Linked DNA regions of Mus musculus: region 1 is linked to region 2. A link is a loop called in an ENCODE intact Hi-C map of the cell type or tissue named here. Cell type or tissue: left cerebral cortex. All regions are shown on one strand. Links, peaks and the distances in the headings refer to the core of each region. The heading gives the core; the rest is flanking DNA.

The links. A loop is a pair of places that touch in the nucleus more often than their neighbours do. Peaks named below come from ENCODE experiments on the same cell type or tissue, not always from the same donor. Only the 100,000 strongest peaks of a DNase experiment are listed, where the experiment ranks them.
Region 1: it touches region 2 in a loop (6-fold over the local background); 1 of 42 quality-filtered maps calls a loop at or near these places.

The regions. Positions count from the first base shown.
Region 1 is chr9:21,316,127-21,322,547 of GRCm38, reverse strand. It overlaps Slc44a2 (solute carrier family 44, member 2), which reads right to left and starts at 1,829. Exons shown (of 23, transcript NM_001359227.1): 1 at 1,697-1,829. The coding sequence starts at 1,727. It overlaps Gm39302 (predicted gene, 39302), which reads left to right and starts at 1,434. Exons shown (of 2, transcript NR_166671.1): 1 at 1,434-1,958; 2 at 4,064-4,478. In left cerebral cortex, for the core only: a CTCF peak has its summit at 2,895 (motif pointing left); DNase peaks (open chromatin) are centred at 873, 1,543 and 1,802; H3K4me3 peaks cover 1,564 bases; H3K27ac peaks cover 1,522 bases.
Region 2 is chr9:21,260,425-21,266,845 of GRCm38, reverse strand. It overlaps Atg4d (autophagy related 4D, cysteine peptidase), which reads right to left and starts at 1,561. Exons shown (of 10, transcript NM_153583.10): 1 at 1,129-1,561; 2 at 24-107. The coding sequence starts at 1,363. In left cerebral cortex, for the core only: a CTCF peak has its summit at 2,824 (motif pointing right); a DNase peak (open chromatin) is centred at 1,629; H3K4me3 peaks cover 1,668 bases; H3K27ac peaks cover 1,464 bases.

The DNA.
Region 1 (6,421 bases), core at 730-5,729, 55 kb before region 2:
ATTCCTGGGGGCCTGGGGCTGGGGGGTTGGGGGCTTAGCAGCAGAGTGGGATCTAGGCCAATCACTTGCTGAACACGACTGAGGCTTCCAGGCTTCCAGGCCCTACTACCCACTGAGCATGCGTGTTGCCTTGAGTTTCAGTCTCAGCGCTTGTAGAAGCCCTGGGTTCCAGCCCCACCCACACATAAACACCAGTGCTTTCTGAGCATGAGCGACCCCATCTAGATTCCAGTTCTTGCTAAACATGAGCCAGGGTTCTAGCTTCAAACCCACGGCTTACTGACCATGCGCCATGCATGAGTCTCCGATTTCCATCGCAACACAATGTACAGCCCCCCTCTGCCTCTCCCCGCAAAAAAAGTTCCACCCTTTGGACAAATTGAAGCCAGGTAAAATAATATCCACGCTCATTCTGCCCCACTTTTATTTCAAACAGACCTCGAGAAGACCAAAGATTCTCTCAGGTGTGATACCCAAGCATACTCAGGCTCCCAGACCAAGAATCCCACACCAGAGACAGCCAGAAGCACTCAATAGTTGCACAGCAACCCAAGAGCCTGGGGCTTCAGACCTTCTAGTGGTCTGGGGGCTGGCAACTTCAAGCTGGGAGAGCCCTGAAAGGCTAGGTCTTGCTACCTTCCTTTAGGCCAGGAAGGGTGTGTCACAGCCTCTGGGACCTGTCTATTCTTTTTTTTTCCTCCCCCTGGACCGCACAGACCCAGGAAAGAGGAGGAAGGCAGAGAGCCTACTTGCTTTTCTAGTTATTTTTGAACCATTTCCGGCCCCCTCCCCAAGACTCTAGAGTCTAGCAGTTTCCAGGAAGTTCCAGTCACACAAAGTGGTATATCAGGGGGAGGGATAGAGCCCCTCTGCCAGAGTCTCAGCTATGCCTCTTAAGGCTTGTGGCCGATTTAGGCCCAAGGAACCTAAAATAGATAAGAGGAAGGAGGCTCAGAGTTCAACACCCAGTCCGTGGGAACCCGGAGTCGGGTAGGGTGAGAAATCCGCATCTTGGCCCCACCCCCAGCTCCAAGTGGCTAAGGCCACCTCAGGCCTTACTGAGGTCCGGGTCTCCTGGAACCCTTAAAATTACAGGCACCTGCAACAATCAGCACAGGCAGGGAAAGTTTCTGCATTGCTCCCCGCCTGCCCGCCTCGTCTCTGACCTTCCCTGTCGCATTAGGCACCTAATTCCAGTTATACGGGACTCTTCAGCCTTGCCTCAGTTTCCCCATCTAGTACTAAGCTTGGAGTCGCTATTCTGGATGTAAATGGCGAAGATGTGGAGGACACTTGGGTCTTAAGGAGACGGGACATGTGGCGAGGTCGGGCCCCATTCTTGCCCACACCCCAAGCTAAGATCGCCTCGCATCCCCTCCCCCGCCCATCACCTAATTCTCCCAGATAACGGGACCTCCAGGCGAGGAGCATGCGCCATAAGTCCCGGCTCATCGCTCAGGAAGGGAGTAAGCTTGAAGATCCCCGAAAAGAGACACGGGGGACAACCTGGGCTAGGGCCAAGAGCTCCGGCTGAGCCAGCGCGGGATGCAGAGGCCTGAGGACGCGGACAGAAGGGCCTTCGTACTGCCTGCAGCCACGAGTGTTTTGTTTTAAGGCTCTCAGATGTTGCCCTTCCTCAAAACCCCCTCCTTCCCAAGTCAGCACAGGCGACCTACAGGCCGGAGGCTACTCCTACCATAGACTGCGTCCTTCCGATCGTCCTCCATGGCCTCAACCGAGGAGAGCTGAGTCCGAAGCCAGCGCGACCCCAACCCAAGCGGGCGGGAGACACCGCGCGCTGCTGGCCCCGCCCTGCCCCGCCTGACACCGCCCCCAGCGCGCACGCCCAAGACAGCCCCGCCCCTTAGGGGCGTGCCCAGGGAGGGGCGTTGGGGGGCAGCCACCTTCTGGTTTCCAGTCCGCTCTCTCTGTGGACAATTAGTGTGTTGCATCTGCTGGTCAGTCATTCTTTTTGTTGTTGTTGTTTTGGGTTTTGTGGGTTTGTTTTTGTTTTGTTTTTAGACAGGGTTTCTCTGTGCAGCCCTGGATGTACCGGAACTCTGTAACACGGCTGGCCTGGAACTCAAGAGATCTGTCTGCCTCAAATACTGGGATTAAAGGTGTGCTCAACCACCGCTCAGCAAGTCATTCTTTGTCCAGGTACTGAGCGCTGACTGAGCTAGGGATGCAGAAAAAGTTGTCATGTGCTCATTCATCCTATTGGTAAGATTTTGAGAGTTTGAACACAAGTCAGAAAGGAATAAAAGAGAAGGAGTGGCATGTCCCTGGGCCTCTGGGTAGGAGGTTTACGACTTTAATCTTCCAATCCCAGCACTGGGGAGGCAGAAGCTGCAGGATCTCCTTTATTATTATTATTATTATTATTATTATTATTATTATTATTTTGAGACTGAGCCTCCCTGGGGTCCTAGCTATCCTGAAAGTTGCTATGTAGACCAGACTAAGAGAGATACCCATGCCTCTATCTCTGAGTGTGGGGTTTAAAGGTGTATGCCACCATGTCCAACCTTAAAAGGTAGTTTTGAAAAACACCTATCATTCCAGCACTTGGGAGATGAAGAAGGAGGCACAGTAGTTCCAGGCTAGCCTTAGCTACACAGGAGTTTGAGGACAGCCTGGGGTACGTGAGACCCAGTCTCAATAAACAAAAATTTTCTTTGATCAGTGGAAGGTTTGAAATGTTGACAGACATGATCTAAAATAAGTTCTAGAATAACAATGATTAGGGCTGGAGCGATGTCTCAGAGGTTAAGAGCACTGCCTGCTCTCTTCCAGATCCTGTCTTTCAGAGGACCTGAGTTCAATTCCCAGCAGCCACATGGTGGTTCACAACAATATATAATGAGATCTGGTGCCCTCTTCTGGCATGCAGGCATATATGCAAGCAGAACACTATTATATACAATAAAGAAATAAATCTTGAGAAAATAAAGAATGGTTAACCTAAGCCAGGCGTGGTGGGGCACGCCTTTGATCCCAGCACTTGGGAGGCAAAGGCAGGCAGATTTCTGAGTTCGAGGCCAGCCTGGTCTACAAAATGAGTTCCAAGACAGCCAGGGCTATACAGAGAAACCCTGTCTCGATAAAAACAGAAAGAAAAAAAAAGAAAAGAAAAGAAAAGAAAAAAAGCAACCTTAGAAGTTGCTGGGCAATGGTGGCACACACCTTTAATTCCAGCACTCTGGAGGCAGAAGCAAGCAGGCAGATTTCTGAGTTTGAGTCCAGCCTGGTCTATAAAGTGAGTTCCAGGACTGCCAGGGCTATACAGAGAAACCCTGTCTCAAAAAAAACAAAAACAAAAACAAAAACAAAAACAAAAACAAAACCGGAAAAGAGCCGGATGGTGGTGGCACACTCAGGAGGTAAAGACAAGTGGATCCCTGAGTTGGAGCCCACCCTGGTCTCCAGAGTGAGGCCTAGGACATCCAGGACTACACAGAGAAACCCTGTCTTGAAACTCCCCTCCCGCCCCCCAAAATTAAAAGAGACAGTTAAAATGGAAAATGCTTAAAATAGAGGAAGGGAAGCGGGTGTGGCTTTGTGGTAGAGCATTTGGCCTAGCATGTGTAAGGCTAGGTCTATCCCCAGCTAAGAAAAAGAAAGAAGGAGAGAAAAGGAAGAGAGGAGAGAAGAGAGGAGGAGAGGAGTCGCAAGGGTGTCTGGTAGTCTAGTTGGGAGCTCTGTGGGCCGTGGAAGGAGGCATAGAAGAACCTAGCATGGCGTGCAGGACTTCTAGGCCATCCTTGGCTATGTATATAGCTGGTTTCAGGAGAGCCTGAGCCACATAGAGCCATCCCCAAGCTCTTGATGTTGGCCTGGGGGAGGATCCAGTGTGGTTTTGGAGAGGTCACACGGGTAGTGCAAAGGTCACATCTTCTCCTGGCCTGCTGTGCTGATAACAAGTCCTGCAGCCCTTGTATCCCTTTCTGTGAAGGAACATCCCGTGTGTTTAACATTCCAGGTTGTTTCTCTGTGAGCACAAGGATCTCCATGCTCCTACATCTCCACTTGTTTTTTTTTTTTTTTTTTTTTTTCCTTACAGAGAACTTTACGACTGTAATGGAGGCCAAGGTTGAAGGCATTGCTGCGTGGCTAGTCTATTACACGCACAAGATGGTTACAAGAACACCTAACGGAATGACCAAGGATCGAGGAAGCCATCTGAACCATGATGGCCCTTCGCAGATGACTTAAGAGAGTTTTGCTTATCTCTTTATGCGGATGGACCTCTTTAATTTGATCACCAAATAGTATGAGAAAACTCTGACACATTAAAGCAACACACGCCAGGAAATTATTGATCACCAGGCCAGTGCTTGAGCCACAAATAATCTATAGTTGCTCTATTTTGTAGAACTGTGGTTCCGTTTGCCTTTCTCTTAACTAATTTCTTCTAATTTTTTTTTTGCTGTAATATCAATAGTTGTACTAATCATGCAAGCGATTTTGGAAACCTCTCTTTGTATTTCAGTCATTATTTATGGGACTGGTAATACAAAACCCCGAAACCAACCCTTAACAAAACAACATCATATGTCTACTACTATAGGCAACCTTTCTTTTTCTTTTCTTTCTTTCTTTCTTTTTTTATTTTATTTTATTTTATTTTTTTTTTTTCGAGACAGGGTTTCTCTGTGTAGCTCTGGCTGTCCTGGAACTCACTCTGTAGACCAGGCTGGCCTCAAACTCAGAAATCCGCCTGCCTCTGCCTCCCGAGTGCTGGGATTAAAGGCGTGTGCCACCACGCCTGGCCCCAGCTTGGATTTTCTATTGGGATGTTTCCTCTCTGTAGGTTTATCCATTATCTTCAGAATCTTCCTGTCTCCTGGTCTCCAGGATGCTGTCCTGGTTGGATGCATTGGAGCAGGAGCCATCTGGGACTTAGTTCATTTTCTGGAAAGCATTTTGGATACAAGCATAGGCTTACCCTGGCATAAGAACACAGGGGCCTTTCCCTTAATTAGACTGTGCCTCCTTAAGGGAAAAATGTTTTGTGGCAGCAGAAGAAACTTTATCGTTTATAGTGAAAATATGTGTTAGTATGGGTTAGACCTCCATGCCTCCCACACTACTCCTGCAGAGGACCCAAGTTCGGTTCCTGCTCCCACATAGGCTGGATCACAAGTGCCAACATCTCTAGCTCCTCTGACTCCCAGGCTCTTTGCTGGCCTCCCCGGGCTCCCCACACACGTGACATACACACAAATAAACAAGCAGTGTCTTTCTAGAGTGGAAGAGCCTGGGAGTGGTACTAATATTACTTTTTAATCTTATGTGTGTGAGCATTTGTCTGCACGTGCACATCTTGTGTATTCCTTCTGCTCGTGGAAGCCAGAGACGGCATTGGTCCCCGGAACTGGGATTACAGGTGGTTGTGGTGTGGATGCTGGGAATTGAGGGTGGGTCCTCTGGAAGAGCCTTGACTTCTGAGCCATGTGTCCAGTCATAAAAGCTGAGTTTTTATAGAGCTGACTCAGAGTCAGGAGAAATTCGAATTTTTTTTTATATGAAGTCTTTATAACAACTTTCCAGTGTGGGGAAAGTACTCAGAGAGGTTAAGCAATTTCCGCACTGCCACACAGTGAGCATGAGGAGGAACAAAGAGGTGAACCTCAGGAAGTGGGGCTGAGAAGCCCACACCCTCTCCACGGTTGTACAGCCATTTAGTAGTTTGGTCCCATATGGCAATGGGGGTATGATGGGTGAAGAGGAACCGAGCTTGGGAAGACATCACGTGCATGCATGCACTTATACATAAACGACATGAACAAGCAATGGTTTCTAGAGAGACTGGAACCAGGCAGTGCAGGTGCGAAGAAGGAGGATGTTTAAAAATACTTACTTCATTTTTGTTGAGAGTACAACTTTCTTTCTTTCTTTCTTTCTTTCTTTCTTTCTTTCTTTCTTTCTTTTGGTTTTTCGAGACAGGGTTTCTCTGTATAGCCCTGGCTGTCCTGGAACTCACTCTGAGAGTACAACTTTAATCAGCAGTGAGAGGTAAGCAGATCTCTGTAAGTTCAAGGCCACCCTAGTCTATATAATGAATTTCAGGACAGCCAGAGTTATAAAGAAAGACCCTGTTTTTTTTTGTTTGTTTTTTGTTTTTTTTTTTTTTTTTTGGTTTGGTTTTTCGAGACAAGGTTTCTCTGTGTAGCCCTGGCTGTCCTGGAACTCACTCTGTAGACCAGGCTGGCCTCGAACTCAGAAATTTGCCTGCCTCTGCCTCCCGAGTGCTGGGATTAAAGGCCTGTGCCACCACCGCCATCTCAAAAATATCAACAAGCTGGGTGGTGGTGGAGCACACCTTTAATCCCAGTACTTGGGAGACAGAGGCAGGTGGATCTCTGAGTTCAAGGCCAGCCTGGTCTACTCAATGAGTAGCCAAGGTTTCACAAAGAAA
Region 2 (6,421 bases), core at 525-5,524:
TGGTTCCAGATTTGACACCTCACCCTCTCCCTCGAAATGGTAGCATCGCCCGCAGAGGTGAACAGTGGAGATCTTGCTGAAGCTGGTCCGGCTTTTAACTGCCCAACCTGGGGAAACATGGAGTAGCTCGCAGCAATTTAAAGCACTCAAGTATCAGCAATGGGTCTTCCATTCCCCAGTGTTGAACTGGGCCTGATCCTAGCTGAGATGTCAGGGCGGCGGCTCTGCAAAATCCATGCCACACCACATCTGTCTGGAACACAGGTGGGACTTAGTCACATCTTCATAAGGACCCACTATCAACCCAGGGCCGTTCTATTCTGACTGTTGGGTTTTGCTGTAAATCTATAAAGCACATTTTTATTTTGTGTATGTGAGCTTGTGTATATATGTGGACAAGCAAGCACCACAGTTTGGGTCTGGAGTATAGAACATTGACAGGAGTGGGGGCTCTCCTTCCACCATTGGGGTCCAGGCTGGAGCTGAGGTCCTTAAGCTTGGTGACAAATGCCTTTAACTACTGCGGCATCTCACTAGCCTTTTTCCAATTTTTTTTTAAAATATCCACTGGTGTTTTGCCTGCATGTATACCTGTGTGAGGGTGTTAGATCCCATGAAACTGGAGTTACAGACAATTGTGAATTGCCATGTGGGTGCTGGTAATTGTTCCTCTGGAGGAACAGCCAAGGCTGCTGAGCAGTCTCTCCAGCCCCCTGTTTTCCGATTTTTTGAGACCCAGTCTCATGAGGAGCTCAAGTCAGCCTGGAACTTATTATATAGTCCAGGATAGCCTAGAACTCTTGGTAAACCTCCTGCCTCAGCATCCCAAGTGCTGGGATTACAGGTGTGAACCAACATCTATTAACTCTGTTCATACTATTGCACCTATGTTACAGAGGGCAGTAAACAGACCGCAGGAAAGCAAGGTATTTGGCCAAGGTCAAACAGGTGCAATGGGCGGAGCTTGAAAACCTTTCCCATTTAACCTGCCCCACGTCCAGGACTGGGAAGGGCGGAGGACCTGCTTGTGACTCCTCCTGGATGGGCTCATCCACAGGACAGGGTAAAGGTTTGGTTTCTTTTGCTCTGACCCCTCTGACACCCTTGACCAGTGCACCCCCTCCTCACCATACTTGACGTTGTTCCAGGCTGTCAGGAACTTGGCTTTGAACTTGTCCACCTCGTCGGGCTCGGCGGGGTCTGTCCCAGATGAACCGAGAGCTGCCACTCCGGACCCCGAAGGTCCCAGGTTGCTAGGATCCGGGATACGGGTTTGTCCCCTCGGCCGGCGACAATCGGCCCGGCGCGCGTCCTCCGAGCTCCCGCTGCGGTACTGCGCCGCAGCCGGCGACACGGAGTTCATGGACCCGCCGGAGAGGAAGGACGCAGGTGTCCCCGAGGTCCGGGGAACTGCGAACGCTCGGGAGCAGCCCCGCGGCCAGCACAGTGTTACTCTATACTCAGAGCCGGGCTCCCGGGTCCGGCTCTGGCCGCAGCGGATACCCGGGCTCCCACAGCCAGCGCCATCTTGGTGGCCCAGAGCACCCGGATACGGTGGGCTTGGCTAGCGAGCAAGCCACGCCCCTGTACAGTCCGCCTCCCTTGGACTCACCACACCCTCCTAATCTCACCGCGCAGGCGCAAGCGCGTCCCTGGGGGCCCTTATCTCAGACCAATGGGTCAGAGCCGGAGAAGCCACGCCCATTTACAGCCCTTTCTCAAGCCTTGCACACCCTTGTTCTGAATGACATCTCAAGCTGCGGACGCCGGACCTTCTCTCGCTCAAAAGTGCAGATTTCCCCGCCCTGCCACTCAAATTCCACTGCATTGAAGGTCCCATGTTCTGGGTGCGATACATGGGGCTTGTCGTGCCTGTGGAGATCTCGTAAGAGCCAACTCAGGTTCCTAGACAGCCAGCACCTTTATCGCATCTTTATCCGCTGAGCCATCTGAAGGGCCTTTCCAATGTTTTGAGACAAGCTCTCACTTAGACCTGACTCTCCTAAGGAGAATACATTCCGACTATTCAAGTCCTGCTTAGGCACACGAGCTCCGTTCACGCCCAGAACACATGCCCCGACCTGCAGTGAAATTGGAGAGCCCAGGCAGAGAACCCACCCTGGAGCTCAGGCTGGCCTCCAACTCATGGCTGCCCGCCTGCGTCAGCTTCTTTAGTGCTGGGGTACTCAAAGACTGAGCACACTGGCGATGGAGCTGAGTTGGTAGAGGGCCTAGCACACGTGAGGCCCTGTGTTCTATTCCCTGAAACCCAGAAACTGAGTGTAGTGGTGCATGAAACCCAAGTCTCTGAGGCAAAGGCAGGGGCACAGGCCCCTCCTCTGTTGTGCAAGGCGTTTGAAACCAGCCTGAGCTTCATGAGAACGAAAGAGACTGTGAACACAACAGAGTTTATCAACCCAGAACAGATGTCACCCTGGGGATGTGACTATCCCTGACCCATTGGTGCCCCATTGGTCATGATTCTCAGTGCCTCAGTTTTCTCCTGAGCAAAATTTGAGGGAGTTATCTGTAAGACTATAAAAGGAAAACGAGGGCTGGTGAGATGGCTCAGTGGGTAAGAGCACCCAACTGCTCTTCCGAAGGTCCAGAGTTCAAATCCCAGCAACCACATGGTGGCTCACAACCATCCGTAACGAGATCTGACTCCCTCTTCTGGAGTGTCTGAAGACAGCTATAATGTACTTCCATATAATAAGTAAATAAATTAAAAAAAAAAAAAAGGAAAACGATTTTGGCATTTTTTTTAGTGAATCTTTTTTATTTATTTATTTATTTTATTTTTATGAGAACGCTGTCGCTGTCTTCAGACACACCAGAAGAGGGCATCAGAATCCATTACAAATGGTTTTGAGCCACCATGTGGTTGCTGGGGATTGACCTCAGGACCTCTGAAAAAGCAGCCAGTGCCCTTAACTGCTGAGCCATCTCTCCGGCCCCAATTTTGGTATTTTGAGACCCTATCTTATGTAGCCCAGGCTGAGCTTGAACTTACAAGCTATGTGCCTGAGGATGGCCTTGAATTTGCCTATTATTTATTTATTACACTTATTTATCTGTGTGTGTATGTGCACGTGTGTGTGTGTGTACGCGAGTGCACACACGTGCGTGGGTGTGTGTGTGCATGTGTGTACACATCCTTGCCACAGCACTTATGTGGCACTCAGAGGGCAACTTTTGGAAGTCACCTTCTACCACATGAGTCCTAGGGACTGAACTCGGGTCGTCCGGCTGGCAGCAAGCACCTTTACCTGCTACTCTGTCCTAAATTTATGATCCTTCTCTCTCCGCCTCCAGAGTGCTGGGATTACAGGCATACAAGGTTCTCCTGCATCGCCCCAACTGAATCTTCATACAACTGATGCATATCCAAGGAAAGATTCCAACCCAAAGAGAAAGAAGGGGGGCCGTATCAGAAAGTAGGATGTCTTTTTATATAAAATAGGAAAGGCTGCAACCTCATTTGTAGTTGGATAGGCTTGGAGGGAGGGGAAATCAGCAGGGGCGGGGAGTATAGAGGAGGGTAGATTGGTAAGGCTTTGTTGTAGCACTCATGGGGCATGTTCAGTCCCCGCACTGCAAAAGAGAAAAAGAAAGGCCAAAGGCATCTTTGATGGAGTAGTGAGTACTTCAGTGCCCTGACTATATAGACCTTTCCCTGAAATGAAATCATATCAGATTGCCACCTAAGATACTTGAAATAAGGCTGGAGCTGGGGCTTAGTTGGTAGAGTGCCTACCTGGCATGCACAAAGTGTGGGCTCAGTCCCCAGCAGCACATAAACCGTGTGTATCAGGCACTTGGGGGTGGAGGCAGTTCACCCTGGGCTACACACATAGCAAGTTTGAGGCCATCAGATCCGATCTCAAGGGAAAAAAAAAAAAAAACCAGGGGTGGGGTGACCATGCTGGGCAGTCATACCTCACACCGTTAGTCCCAGCACTAGGCAGGCTGAGGCAGGCAGGTCTCTGAGATCAAGGCCAGCCTGGTCTACAGAGTGATTTCCAGCACAGCCAGGGCTGTCTTGAAAAAAAAATCAAAGAGGGAGAAAGAGACAAAACAGAGAGAGAGAGAAGGAGAGAGAGAGAGAGAGAGAGAGAGAGAGAGAGAGAGAATTTGATCCCAGCATTAAGTAGAGGCAGGATGGATCTCTGTGAATTCAAGACCACTATGGGCTCACATGGTGAGACCCTGTATCAAAAACACACACAAGTATTAGAACAACAAAACTCAACAACAACAACAAAATCAAATGAGGGCAAAAGGAGTTTGTAAATTTCTCAGTGTGTATAGGCACTTGTTGCTAAGACTGGTGACCTGACTTTGACCCCCAGGACCCAAATGGGAGATGGTGAAGCCAACTCCCAAAAGCTGTCTTTTAACCCTCCAAATGAATTCTGTAATATGCTAGTACACACACAGACACACACACACACCCATGTGCACGTACCCTAAATAAAAATGGAGAGAGACAGAGAGAGAGAAATCTTTTTAAATTTTCTGCTGCAGGCTACATTTCCAGCCCTCTTCCTCATTTTATAATGGCATTCTTTCAGCTGGGTGTGGTGGCTCAAGCCGATCATCCTAGCATTCAGGAGGCTGGCTGACACCAAGGACTAGCCTTGGTACACAGTGACTTTGAGGCTAGCCTAGGCTTCACAAGGAGAGCTATATTCACAACAACAACAACAACAACAACAACAACAACAACAAAGAGTTCTTGCCATTATTCATCATTCAGGGGCGTGCACCAGCCACACCCATTGGGATTTCCTGATTGAAACTGTTGTAAGAACAACCGAGGTTCAGCAGAAAGTGTGCCTCTAATCTTGAACTTTGACCTTTTCCTTGGCTGGCAACATTTACCATAGTTCTCTTTTGTAATACTGAGCAGGGAAGCAAGCCTGGGCACTCAGCCACCCACAGGATAGTGAAGGAAGATAGCCAAGATGCCACAGCACACCTGGTGAGGAGGGAGTGGGATATGCTGTGCAATGCTTTGGACAGTCTTGTATAGCCCAGGCTATCCTCCAGTTAACGGTGTTGCTTAGGATGGCCTTGAACTTTTTTTTTTATAGACAAGGTTTCTAAATTGCTTATCTTCATAAGTTGGATGCCAGCAAGGATGTATGTGTGCCACGTGACCACGTGCGTGCCTATAGCCAGCAGAGCTCTTGGATTCCCTGCAGCTGGAGTTATAGTTTGTGAGCCAAAATGTTTGTAACAGGAATTAAACCTAAGTACATTGCAAGACCAGCTAGTTCTCTTAATCACTGAGCCATCTCTCCAGCTCTAACTTTGATTTTCCTACCTTTAACACCTAGTGTAACAAGTACACACTATCACATGGATGTATGTGGGGAGGGGAAAAGGCCAGTGGAATCCTGGGCCTCAAGCAGGCGATGTAAGCACTCTACCACCTGAGCTGAGTCGCTGAGTCTTGGCCTCTCTAACAGTGCTGTTTCTGTTATATTACTTTAATTTTTTAAAAAAGACTTTTTAAAAAATTATCAGCTAGTCAGAGGTTAAGAGCATTGACTGCTCTTCCAAAGGTCCTGAGTTCAAATCCTAGCAACCACATGGTGGCTCACAACCATCCGTAATGAGATCTGATGCCCTCTTCTGGTGTGTCTGAAAACAGCTATAGTGTACTCACATATAATAAATAAACAAATCTTTAAAAAAAAAAAAATCAACCAGGCAGTGGTGCCACACGCCTTTAATCCCAGCACTTGGGAGGAAGAGGCAGGCAGATTTCTGAGTTTGAGGCCACCCTGGTTTACCCGGTCTCGAAAAACAAAACAAAAAAACAAAAAACACCCCCCCCTCTCTTTCACACACACACACACACACACACACACACACACACACACACAGAGGGGAGAGAGAGAGAGCGAGAGAGCATGCAGATGCTGGTGATACCCGGATGAGGGGGTTCCTGGAGCTGAAATTAAAGTTGATTTTGAGCCACTTCCTGTGAGCGAAGGAACCAAATTCTGGTCCCCTGCAAGAGCAGCCTGCTGAGCTCCACCATCAGCTCTGCAAAAGCTTTCAGCTGGTGGCAGCCCTTGGTTTCCGAGCCAGGTTTTCACCATGTGAGCCCTTCTGACCTGGTATCAAAATCTTCCTGCCTCTCTCTGTCCTGAGTCATGGTGAGATTGTGTGGTCACCACCACACACAGATGGAGAGCATTAGCCTGGCAAGGCTGAGACCCTGGCTTCCATCAAAAACATCAGGAAGGAAAAAAAGGGAAGAAGGGAGGAAGGGAGGGAAAGAGGGAGCGAGGAAAGGAAGGAGGGAGGGAGAGACAGAAGTAGGGTGGAAGGAAGGAAGGAAGGAAGGAAGGAAGGAGGGAGGGAGAGGGGAACAAGAAAGCATTCCATCAGGCAGCATTGGGCATCA